Linked DNA regions of Homo sapiens: regions 1, 2 and 3 are each linked to region 4. Evidence: chromatin contacts called from ENCODE Hi-C or POLR2A ChIA-PET data. All regions are on one chromosome and are shown on one strand. The core of a region is the stretch at or near the end of the contact, and the rest is flanking DNA. Distances in the headings are between cores, read along the strand shown. Region 1 holds the start of EBP (EBP cholestenol delta-isomerase). Region 2 holds the start of HDAC6 (histone deacetylase 6). Region 3 holds the start of RBM10 (RNA binding motif protein 10). Region 4 holds the start of MAGED1 (MAGE family member D1).

Evidence for each region. Hi-C counts contacts between places; a loop is a spot of excess contacts on that map. ChIA-PET counts read pairs that join two places held with the same protein, here RNA polymerase II (POLR2A). Pooled maps may share reads with other maps.
Region 1: a pooled map shows a loop between it and region 4 (7-fold over the local background). The contact joins the promoter of EBP here to the promoter of MAGED1 in region 4. A Hi-C loop is called at or near these places in 9 of 50 pooled maps.
Region 2: a map of ascending aorta shows a loop between it and region 4 (5-fold over the local background). The contact joins the promoter of HDAC6 here to the promoter of MAGED1 in region 4. A Hi-C loop is called at or near these places in 1 of 168 maps with a recorded cell type or tissue (ascending aorta) and 10 of 50 pooled maps. POLR2A ChIA-PET finds 5 or more read pairs at or near these places in 1 of 52 experiments (SK-N-SH).
Region 3: a pooled map shows a loop between it and region 4 (12-fold over the local background). The contact joins the promoter of RBM10 here to the promoter of MAGED1 in region 4. A Hi-C loop is called at or near these places in 6 of 50 pooled maps.

The regions. Positions count from the first base shown.
Region 1 is chrX:48,520,558-48,523,257 of GRCh38, forward strand. EBP (EBP cholestenol delta-isomerase) reads left to right here and starts at 1,251. Exons shown (of 5, transcript NM_006579.3): 1 at 1,251-1,350. It overlaps PORCN (porcupine O-acyltransferase), which reads left to right. Exons shown (of 15, transcript NM_203475.3): 15 at 1-251. RefSeq lists silencers at 92-151, 1,066-1,295, 1,356-1,535.
Region 2 is chrX:48,800,553-48,803,340 of GRCh38, forward strand. HDAC6 (histone deacetylase 6) reads left to right here and starts at 1,515. Exons shown (of 29, transcript NM_006044.4): 1 at 1,515-1,590; 2 at 2,111-2,233; 3 at 2,319-2,447; 4 at 2,576-2,664. The coding sequence starts at 2,141. RefSeq lists cis regulatory regions at 1-366, 69-115 and enhancers at 1-705, 827-1,096, 943-1,456, 2,087-2,166.
Region 3 is chrX:47,143,631-47,146,493 of GRCh38, forward strand. RBM10 (RNA binding motif protein 10) reads left to right here and starts at 1,591. Exons shown (of 24, transcript NM_005676.5): 1 at 1,591-1,855. It overlaps NDUFB11 (NADH:ubiquinone oxidoreductase subunit B11), which reads right to left and starts at 1,072. Exons shown (of 3, transcript NM_001135998.3): 1 at 843-1,072. The coding sequence starts at 1,049. RefSeq lists an enhancer at 1,615-1,884.
Region 4 is chrX:51,892,173-51,894,872 of GRCh38, forward strand. MAGED1 (MAGE family member D1) reads left to right here and starts at 1,451. Exons shown (of 13, transcript NM_006986.4): 1 at 1,451-1,583; 2 at 2,097-2,177. The coding sequence starts at 2,133. RefSeq lists enhancers at 746-865, 1,506-1,595, 1,908-1,957, 2,178-2,227.

The DNA.
Region 1 (2,700 bases), core at 1-2,500, 3.4 Mb before region 4:
TACTCCTTGACCCCCTCCATCCTTGACCCCCAACACCTCAACACACACACACACACACACACACAAAATCACACCATTTTCATGCCTGTCAATCCCCACCCCACCACAAGGCAGGAAGGGGGTGGTGCCTGCTGGGGCCTAGAGGGGGATGCTTGGGGAAACAGAGAAGGGGAGATCCAGGGCCTCCCCGCCTTCCTTCTTCCTTTTTATATACAATTTGTTATTGTCAAATAAAAGTAGGAAATATTCAATAGGCTTCTTCTTCACTGCTCAGAGGGGAATAGGAATGAGTGAGGAAGGGAGCACAGCATGGATAAAGGTTTGGAAGCTGGAAACCATGAAGAGAGAGCAGACTGTGATTGGTTCATGGTTAGTTTATGATTGATTAGATGATGAGCCTGAAGATGGCAGGATCCTGGTCCTGCTTGGTTTGATCAGGGCAGGGACAGATTGCATAGTTGGATGTGGGGGAGGCCTGATTGGCTGGAAAACTGAAGGATCCCCATTCTGATTGGTTGCTCTGAGTGGGACACAGAGGAGAGAAAGCAAGAGAGATGAAGGGTTGGTGCCTATTTATCCTTAGGACTGAGGGTTGTGGGTTCTAATTGGATGGGAGGTCTGGGATGGGTCTGGATTCTGATTGATTGCTCCATCTGGGGGCCCACTGGTGGTTAGGCGTTTGATTGGCTTTTTAGAACTGGCATATGGAGATTGAGGGTCTTCATGCCAATTGGTCAGTAGGACTGAGAGGCCTGGGTTCTAACTAGTTCTTCTGACTTGAGGTCGGGAGAAGAGAGAATGACCGCTGCTATTAGGACTGAGGAGTTCTGAGCACTGAAGAGCTGGGGAGGGGGTGGTTGCAGTGTATAGCGTGTGATCTGCTTGTAACAGTTTCGTTGCATTATACTAAGGGTTACTCTACCTAGAAAAGGGCGGAGGTGAAAGGATGCAACGCAACGCTAATTTCACCAGCGGAAGAAGCGGGTACAGACCTTAATGAGTCCCCGTTTTGATCGACTGATAAGGGAATGGGGAAATTGAAGCCAGGACTCGATGCAGATTGGCTACGGATCCAAAACGCCCACTAACCTTGGCGCGTCCCAGTCTCCACCCCAAACCTAACTCAGGTGAAAATGGCGCCACGCGCGGGGGCGGGGCTAGAGGTACAAAGAGAGTGTCTATTGGTTGGGAGCGGCACGGGCCGCCTTCTTCGCTTCACCATTGGCTCGCTCCGTAAGGCAAGAGAACCCACTAGGGGATGAGCCCGAACTAGGGATGTGACAGAGCGCGAGACCCAGCCTAAAGAGAGCCCGGAGCCAGCGTGGGAGGCCGCTGCCGTCGCGCGCCTTGGTGAGTGCCCTCCACCCGGCCCCTGCTCCCTCCCCCAGCTCTCCCCGGCTACGCGGCCAGCCCTCGGCGTGCCAGCGCGAGACCCTTTGCCACCCGCCCCCCCCACCGCCCTTTTGCGCCTGCGCGAGACCCCCAGCTACCGCACGGTTGTCCAGAGGACAGAAGATCCGTCTTCTCATTGGGCAGCGGGACTGGAGGGTTCTGGTTCGGATTGACCGGCTTTGTGTTCCGTTCTAGCGCTGCACGCCAGACACCGGCCTTTCAATATCCGTCTCTTCCCTGCAGGTTGACGGCGTTGCACGCTCTCGCGGGGAGGCTCTGGCTTTCCAAACGCTGGCACCGAGGGTTGTAGTTCTGATTCGTTTTCTTTCCTCTGTCCCCCAGTTGCAGTTTTCAGGACTACGTGGGGGAGGGAATAGCTTTTTGTTGAACGGTTTAAGACGCTGACCTGTGCAACTGGACCACGCCTGGTTCCTGTGTCTCTTACCAAACCGTGACCCCGGAGCACAGGACTGGGTTTGGTGGTCGTGAGCAGTTTGTGACCCTTGAAGGAAGACACCAGGCCTGGTCCTGTATCTCCCTCGCCAGACTGTGACCAGGGAGGGCTGGGATCAGGTGTTGTTCCCATGTGCCTCCCACCAGACTTTGACCCCCGAGGGCTGAGACCGGGACTGTTTCTACCACATCATAATATGGCTTCTAAAGGGCTGGAACAAGCTTTCAGCCTTTCTGTGGCCTTGTGTTTCAGTCATGTTCTTTTTCTTTTCTTTTTTATTTTATTTTGAGACAGAGTCTCGCTCTGTTGCCCAGGCTGGAGTGCAGTGGCATGACCCCGGCTCACTGCAGCCTCTGCCTCCCAGGTTCAAGCGATTCTCCTGCCTCAGCCTCCTGAGTAGCTGTAACTACAGGCGCACGCCACCACACCTGGCTAATTTTTGTATTTTTAGTAGAGACGGGGTTTTGCCATGTTGGCCGGGCTGGTCTTGAACTCCTGAGCTCAAGTGGTCCACTCGTCTTGGCCTCCCAAAGTGCTGGGATTACAGGCGTGAGCCACCGCGCCCGGCCTTCTTTTTTAGAGGCAGAGTCTCAGACTGGAGGGCAGTGATGTGGTCACTGCTCACTTCAGCCTTGAAGTCCTGGGCTCAAAGCGATCCTCCTGCCTCAGCCTACCTACTAGCTGGGACTACAGGCCTTTGTCACCACACCTGACTGATTTTCTTATTTTTTTAGAGACAGTTTCGCTGTGTTGCCCAGGCCGGACTTGAATTCCTGGCCTCAGGTGCTGCTCCTGCATCAGCCTCCCAAAGCACTGGAATTACCTGCCACGGTGCCTGGCCTTTAGTCATGGTC
Region 2 (2,788 bases), core at 265-2,764, 3.1 Mb before region 4:
TAAAGGTCTTAGGTCTGCAACTCTTTTGCGCTGAGACAAAAGATAGGTTCACGTAGGAGGGGTGAGAGGGAAGAGGCGGCAGGACATCTTCAAGAGGATCAGAGGGCAAAGCTACTGGGCGGTGAGACCGTCAATCTGTCAGTCTGATGCAGAACCCCCGGACTGCTTATCTCTCCGGTCCCAGCTTATAGCCCGGTAGGAAATGGTGGAGAATGAGACAGGGAGATTAGGAGGACAAACCGGCCTCCTGCAGAGCTGACATTTAGACATGGAGTGGGAGTTGCGGGGGAGAGGGGGTGCCTAGGGACAGCTCCCCAGACGCACACACACTTTCTATTACTGCTTGGGAGCAGTGGTTACCCGTTGGAGGGGGCAGATAGGGAGAGCTGCTGCCCATGAGAACTCCCATCCTCAAGGCCATTCTGGCCCTGGGCACTATTATTATCACAACTTTCCAGATGAGGAAACGGAGCACAGAACTGTTCAGCAACTTGCCCAAAGTCACATGGTTAAGTCCCGTAACCTCAGTTTCCTTATCTGCAAAGCAGCCTTAATAATGGGAACTACCTCATAGAATTGTGGTTTACAACGATGCCTGTCACATAATACTTGCTATCATTACCATTCCCTGCCCCCACTAAGACTCCTTCCACTCAGAATATTGCGGCAGAATATTAATAGCTAATATTCGGCCAGTGTTTCCTGTGTACCACCATAGTGAATATTAACTCGGAAAATCCTCACATTTAGCATCGTCACCACGCCTATTTTGGCCGCCACCACCAACGTCCAGTGGCAACCTCGCTCTCGGCCCAGCCACAACCAGCCCGCCCGCGCTACGTCATCACGGCGCGTCGCGCGGGAAGTCGCGGGGAAAAGGTAAGATGCCCCTTCCTAATTCCCTCGCTTCCTTGCTTGCTCTCCAGACACCGCCGACCCGAAGGGCTCCTAAGTGACTGGACAGGGACGGAGGGGCGGCGGCTATGGCATCCGGGACGACAGCGACGATAGCCGAGGCAAGAAAAAGCTTGCACCGCAGCCCTGTCGGGAACCGCCGGCGCCTGCCTTTTACGTAGGCGCAGCACAGCTGGCGTAGCACGCCGACGCACCGCCCCGTCGCCTGTGAGCTCGCGGTGTGGCTCAGCCCAGCTGGCGTAGCACGCCGACGCACCGCCCCGCCGCTTGTGAGCTCGCGAGAGGTGTGGCTCGCGCGAGGGGCGCGGCCTTGAGGCACGGTCCCCTCTGGAGGCGGGATCTGGGCGGGCAGTCGAGAGACGAGGCCCAATGGAAAAGAAAAGCCTGAGCGCTCGCGTCCCCACAGGTCGCCAGAAACTTGGTGGAGCGAGCCAAGGGCGGAGTTTGAGAAAGGGGCTGCGTCCAATGAGTGGAGCGGTGAGTACAGCGCGTCGACGGCGGAGGCGGGAAGGGGGCGGAGGCCGACCGAAGGCGGCTAGGGACTGGCTGAAGAGGGTTAGCGAAACGTTAGCGGTCGGGTCTGGGCAGGGGGTGGAGCTGGTTGAAGGAACGGGGCAGTCCCCTGAGGAGCGGGGCTGGTTGAAACGCTAGGGGCGGGATCTGGCGGAGTGGAAGGTACCGGTCCGGCCCGATAAGGGGTGGAGTTAAGTGAATCGTTAAGGGTGGAGTCGAAACCGGGGTCGGGGCCGGGGCCGGCTGAGTGAAAGGGTGGGTGATTATCCCGGGAGATAGGCCGAAAGGGCAGGTTCGTGAAGGAATGGGGTCTGGGCTGGGCTTAGAGGGTCTGGGAATGGGGCTTAGGAGAGTAGAAGGGGCGGTGATTGGTTGGAAAGGGCAGGCCCTAAGACGGACTGTGTGAGCCCGGGGGCTCATTGCTCCGTGAAAGGGCAAGACCAGGGAAAGAGAATCGTGTAAAAGGGGTGGAGTCTAGCGGGCCGGGCGGGGCCGGGTAGAATGGCCACCTGAGTGGAGGGAGAAGGCCTGAGAGAGGCGGAGTTTGGAAGGCTGTGGAGAATCAGATCGCGTAAGGAATGGAATCTAATAGAGGGGGCGGAGCCTGGAAAAGGGCAGAGAGGTGGGGTCCTCAGGGCACACTAGCCCCCTCACATACCCACGCTCCTCCCCCCACCCCCAGAACCGCGGCAGGGGCCAAGCCTCCTCAACTATGACCTCAACCGGCCAGGATTCCACCACAACCAGGCAGCGAAGAAGTAGGCAGAACCCCCAGTCGCCCCCTCAGGACTCCAGTGTCACTTCGGTGAGGCCCTAGACCCGCCCTGATGAGGGGGAGAGGGAGCAAGTTGGTCATGCCCTGGACTCTGACCCTTCTCTCTGATTCACAGAAGCGAAATATTAAAAAGGGAGCCGTTCCCCGCTCTATCCCCAATCTAGCGGAGGTAAAGAAGAAAGGCAAAATGAAGAAGCTCGGCCAAGCAATGGAAGAAGACCTAATCGTGGGACTGCAAGGGATGGTGAGCAGGGCCTGGCTGCAGTTTAGCCTCGTATGACAATCAAAACCCAAAGGTTCCCCACCCTGGACAGTTCCCTCTGACTCAGGGCCTAAAATGGATCTGTGTCTCCTTTTTTTTTTCCTCTGCAGGATCTGAACCTTGAGGCTGAAGCACTGGCTGGCACTGGCTTGGTGTTGGATGAGCAGTTAAATGAATTCCATTGCCTCTGGGATGACAGGTGAGGCTGGGTCCTCCAGGCTGTCTCCAAACCACAAAAATACACACACTTAGAGCCCATTAGCAAGAATAAATCTTTTCTTACCCCAGCCTGGATACTGGAAGCAGATGATTTGGGGAGGTAG
Region 3 (2,863 bases), core at 341-2,840, 4.7 Mb before region 4:
CTCATTTAATTACATGAGGCAGGTGGGGTGTCCTATTTTTTAGAAGGTGTCCTATTACTGTTCCCATCTTACAGACAAAGAAACTGAGGCACCAAGGGTTTATGCTACCAAGATCACACGGGTGGGTAACCGTCAGTGCTGCCTGATTTCACAGCGTCTGCTATTAATACAGCACAGCAGACCTGGTAGCCCTAAATTCAAATACCAGTTCCACCTCCACCATGTATTCAGTTATGTGAGCTAGGGCAATCCACTTAACATCTCTGTGCCTCAGTTTCCTCATCTGTAGGATGAGTATAATAATAGAGCCCACCTCGAAATGGGGTTTGTTTCGAGTATAAGATGAGCTAATGCATGTCAAGTGTTTAGAACACAGACGGGGCCCGGAGCGGTGGCTCATGCCTGTAATCCCAGCACCTTGGGAGGCCGAGGCGAGAGGATCGCTTGAGCCAGGAGTTCGAGACCAGCCTGGGCAACATAGCGAGATCTCGTCCCTATAAAAAAAAAAAAAAGAATGCAGACGGCAACGAGCAAGTGCCATATCGGTGTTTAGTATTATCGTTGTACTATACTGCTTCTAACGTGTTTTGAGCGCTGTCCACTTGAGGTGTGATTTCTGTCTGCAAAATAAAACCAATCCTGCCTCTGGCCCTGGAACGAAGATACCGAGAGACAAAGGAGGAACACAAGGTAGGCAAAATTCCCAAGTCTTCTAGGCTTTCGCCGGCCGCGCAGTCCTCTACTGCCTAAGAACGTCCTCTACAGCGCCCCATCTGCCGATCCCGGACTGACCCCTTCGGGGTTCCGTCCCCACTACCCCCCCCCCCCCCCCCGCCTCTCACCTTCTCATACAAGTTTTCGTCCTCGGGTTCTGGGTCCTCTTGCCACGGTGTGGTCGGTTCTGGGGGCCGCTTTCCCGCCACAGCGGACGGGGCGACCACAGTCCTGGAGAAGCTAGATTCCCAGCGGACGCGGGCGGCCGGGAGCCCTCGCGTCGCCGCTGCCGCCAAAAGACGGCGAGCGCTCAAACCAAACAGCCCAGCCGCCATGACAGATGGTGCTGCAGGGTCTCAGGGGCGGGGAAAGAAATGCGACTGTGCGCAGCTGCAGTGGGTGCGAGCGCGACAATCATCGCCCCGCCTCCGCCACGCTATATAGGTCCCAGATCTGATTTGGTTTTCCAATGAGGCGGGGCGTTGAGCAACCCTCTTTGCCTCCAGTTGTCGTGGCTTCGTGGGGCCAACCATTTTCGGCCAGGCTGAGAAATTTCTTATTGATGGGTCTGCTCATTTCCTGCATAGGAAGAAATCGGTGACATTTGGGTGGATACAGTTCCCAGCCAATCGCCCCGAGTTCCCTCGCCCACTGGGGAAAGAGGCAGAGCTTCCGCTAGTCTTTCATCTTCAAAGGAAATCAAGCTTCTAAAAAGCGGGCCCTGCCGAATTGGCTAATAGCTACTCCTTTTCTCCACTAGGGGAGCGTTCGCAAGGGGTGTGGGGAGGTGGCCAGCGCTTGCCAATCAGAGGAGGCCAGGGCTGTCCCCTAGCGGGCGGTGACCAATCGCCGGGGCCGGCCAGAGCGCGCTTCCTTAGTAGGTGGATGGTGGTCGGAGCGCCGACTCCCTTCTCGTCGTCGCCATTTTGAGCTGGTGACTGTGGCCGGCTGGGAGTAGGCGGCAGTGAGTTTCCCTGGGAGGGCAGCGCGCTTGGCGCTTCTCCCCTCCCCCCGATCTGCCTCCAGTCTCGGACTTGGTTGTTGCGCGCTCCGGCTCCGGCTGAGCTGGGAGAGTTGGAGGAGGTGGCGGCGGGCAGAGGTGATGTCTGGGAGCCCTTCCTTGACAGCCCGGGCCGAGAAGGTGAGCGTCGACGCTGGTCGTGGGGGCGGAGGTAAGGGGCCCGGGGCGGGGACGTAGAGGAGGCGCGAGGGCGGACTTCGGGTCGGGGGAGATGCGCGGAACGGAGGGGTTGGTGCAATGTCTCAACCCGGGAGGGTTTTTTTTTTTTTGGTTTTTTTTTTTTTTTTTTTTTTTTTTGGTGTGAGCAAAGGCGCGTGCGCGACTGGGACATGGGATGGGTGCATGCGGGTTGGGGGAAGGGAGGGACGGATGGGAGTGGGCTACTGTGGATCACTGTGTCGGCTACATCGAAGTTTATCAGTGGGGAAGCGGTTGTCTGCGACTTTGAGTTTGTGCATAGGAGAGGGGATGCTGCTCTGTGTTACTCTGGTGTTTATCGGTCCATGGGGAAATATTCTGTGGTTCTGGTCTCTATTCCTGGGGGATCGGAGGGGGGATGTGACTCTGGTCTTTACCCTTTGAGGGGGGGCGGTCTGTGACTCTGATCCTTATCCATGGGGCGGGGCTTGGGGGACGACTGTCTTTTGATTGACCCTAACCCACTTATTGGGTGGGAAGGGGCATGCAGGGAATGTGTGTGTGACTCATTGCCCCTTCTTTTGGGGAGTTTGTATCTGTGACACTGACGCTCATCCATGGAAAGGGGACCCACTGTGTAATTGTGGTCCTTACTGTGTGTTCCTTCTGTGATGTGGGCCCGTAGTTATTTGGGGCTCGTGTCTGTGACTGGCCCTTGGCTGTGGTGGATGTTACTGTGTGACTCTGGCCCCTTTGCCAGAGTCTCTTGAAGGTTTTTGTGCTCTCAGACGCCAGTGCCTCTGTGTGATTCTAACTCTTGCCCACCTGGGAGCAGGTAACTCGGGTTCCCTGTGGCTTGAGGAGGAAGAGAAAATTGGAGTGTGTTTGTCTGTGTATGTGTGTGCACGAGCATAGAGCAAAGGTGTGGCAGCAACCTAGTGTTGAGCAGGTGCTATTATTGCCTGGCTTTACCTGCTTCTTATTCAGAGG
Region 4 (2,700 bases), core at 201-2,700:
TTTAATTTTCTGCCTTTTTGAGTTTCTCCAGTTATCCTGGAAGCATAGCAGCGTGTGTGTCCTTGGGTAGGACCCACTTGCTGTGCATTCCACTTTGCACATTGAGAAACCAGGCCCAGAGAATTGAGTGACCCGTGCGGGCTCACACAGCTCGAGACAGACAGGCTGGGCACTCCATTCCTGGAATTCTGAAGCCCAGCCCAGTTTCTCTCCATAAAACCACAGCTGCCCCAGGCCCCAGCCCTGAAAGGAACCAGGGCTTGCCATGGCTCAGACACACAGGTCTGATTGTCCTGGCTGCTCCAGTGGGCACCAGGAAGGCCTCAGGGACAGTGTGATTGTATCCCTGATAAGGAAGAGGCCTGATGTTCTGAGCACAGAGTGGACCCCAAGGAGCAATTCCCACGCCTGGATGGACCCACACAGGGCAGGGGGAGGGTGGGGGCCTCTGCTTGTGTCCTCCTGAATGCAGAGCATGAGCTTGGGCCTCCTAGAACACAAACTTTGCTTGTTTGGTACAAATGGGGTGCCGTGGTCTGTTGCTCAAATGGAGGAGGGAGGGGTACCCTTAGTCCCCAGGCCAGCATGAGCAGAATGTGGGCTTTGGAGTCAGGAAGACCCAGACCCAAATTTTGCATTTTGTTTCCTGGCTCTGTGGCCTTGTCTAGTTCATGCAATGTATCTGTGCCTCAGCTTCCTGATCTGCAAAATAGGGGTGCTGACATCCACTTCCCAGGGCTGCTGTGACAGGAAGACAAGCCCCAGCACAAATCCTGCTGTGATGTACAAGCTGTGCCCTTCCCTCCTTTCCTCCCCCAACACACACAAAATGAGTCCATCACCGGAGCTGCAGAAAGAAAGGGAAGAAACTAACGTTCTTTCTGCGTCTGGGAGCTTGTGGGGGCGGGCAGGGGGTGAGGGAGAAATCATGGAGTCACGTGGCAGCCACAGACTTACTACTACTACTTTGTTAGCTCCAATAGTGTATCCTCTCAGGCCATTCCGTTTCCTCAGCAGAGGTCTAACACTTGTTGCAATTAGAGACCCCAAACAGAGACCTAAGCATGCTGGACAAGGGGGTGGAGATGCAAGCCGGCCTGACAGGAGGGGCCTTGAATAGGGGAGGGACGGAATAGAGACGCATTGCGGAAAAGGTAGGGGGCCGGTGTGTGGGGCAAGGGGTGGGACCAAGAGGCACAGCGCATCTGTGGGGGAGGGGGCGTAGAGGAAGGGGAGGTGCTGTTGTATAGTGTCGACCTGGTTGGTGGTGGGGTGGTGTGTTGGCAAAGGGGGCGGGACCGCCTTCCAGCGCACATGCGCATCATGGTCTCCAGGACGAAGCTTTTGTTGGGAAAGCAGGCGGGACTGACTTTGGCTCTTCAGTGTTTGCGCATGCGCGTAACGTCCTGAGGCGGTGGGTGGTATATTAGGCGAAGAGGCGGGGTCGCCCAAGCTGCCGCGCTGGCATTTTCTCCTGGACAAGGAGAGAGTGCGGCTGCTGAGAGCCGAGCCCAGCAATCCCGATCCTCTGAGTCGTGAAGAAGGGAGGCAGCGAGGGGGTTGGGGTTGGGGCCTGAGGCAAGGTGAGAATTAGCCCCCAGACTGGGCATCTGCCCCCTGGTGCGGGCCCCCATTTTTTTTTATCCCGATCCCTTCACCCTGGATTCTGAATCCCCTTCCACCCCCCAAACCCCAATTCAATGCCCCTCCCGATCCTTCCTGATTCAAAACCCCTGTCCGATCCCTCCCATCGTTCGAAATCCTCAGATTCCTTGACCTCGATCTGTACTGTTAGATGATTCCTCCTGACTCAAAACCTCCATGCAACTTCCCAAATGCGAATCCCAACCCAACCGCACCCCCGCTCCGAATTCAGAACTCATCTGCTTCCCGATCCCCATTTGAAGCTTCGCCCTGTCAGTAGCTTCTCGGGGTTCAGAACCTCCATCTGGACGCCCATTCACTTTTACCGCTCCGATCCGTTCCTCCTCACATTCACCTTATCCGCCCGCACAGTCAGACCACAGTCACCCCCCTCCCAATTAGGTCCTTCGTATTTGCCCTCTGTAGTATAACGCCCTGCCCCTCTCCCACAGCCCCCAGGCTCCGCTCTTGCCAGAGGGACAGGAGCCATGGCTCAGAAAATGGACTGTGGTGCGGGCCTCCTCGGCTTCCAGGTGAGATCTCCACTCCCCACCCCACCATTTCCCCAGCCGACAGTCACCCCTCCCCGCGGGCCTCTTTGGTCTCCCAAACGCCGGGATCCGGTTTGACCCTATTTAGTGACTAGACTCCGTGGGCTTTTCGAATTCCCATCGTTTATCGAAGGGGGGGAGGGGCGTCTCTTTTCAGCCATCAGTCCCTGCTCAGAGAGAGGGGAGACCCTGTTAGTAGTCAGGGCAATCTGCCCAGAGAATGCGGGGTGGGTAAGGAACCATTTTTTTTTTTTTCCAGAATCCTGACGCTTGTAGAGCAGTCTGTCACCCCCTCCCCCAGCCTCCTGCCTCCACCCTCCCTCTTTCTGCATTCCCCACTCTGTGCGACCCCCCTTATTCTCAACTCCGCGATCCGCCTGCCGTCCTGAGCTGCTACTGCACGCCTCTTGGAGCGTCCCCGGCTCCTGTTCGTGCCCACTTTCCGCATACCGCCCCACCCCTCATTTTGCCCTTGCCCTACTTCACCCCTGCCACATGTTTAGTA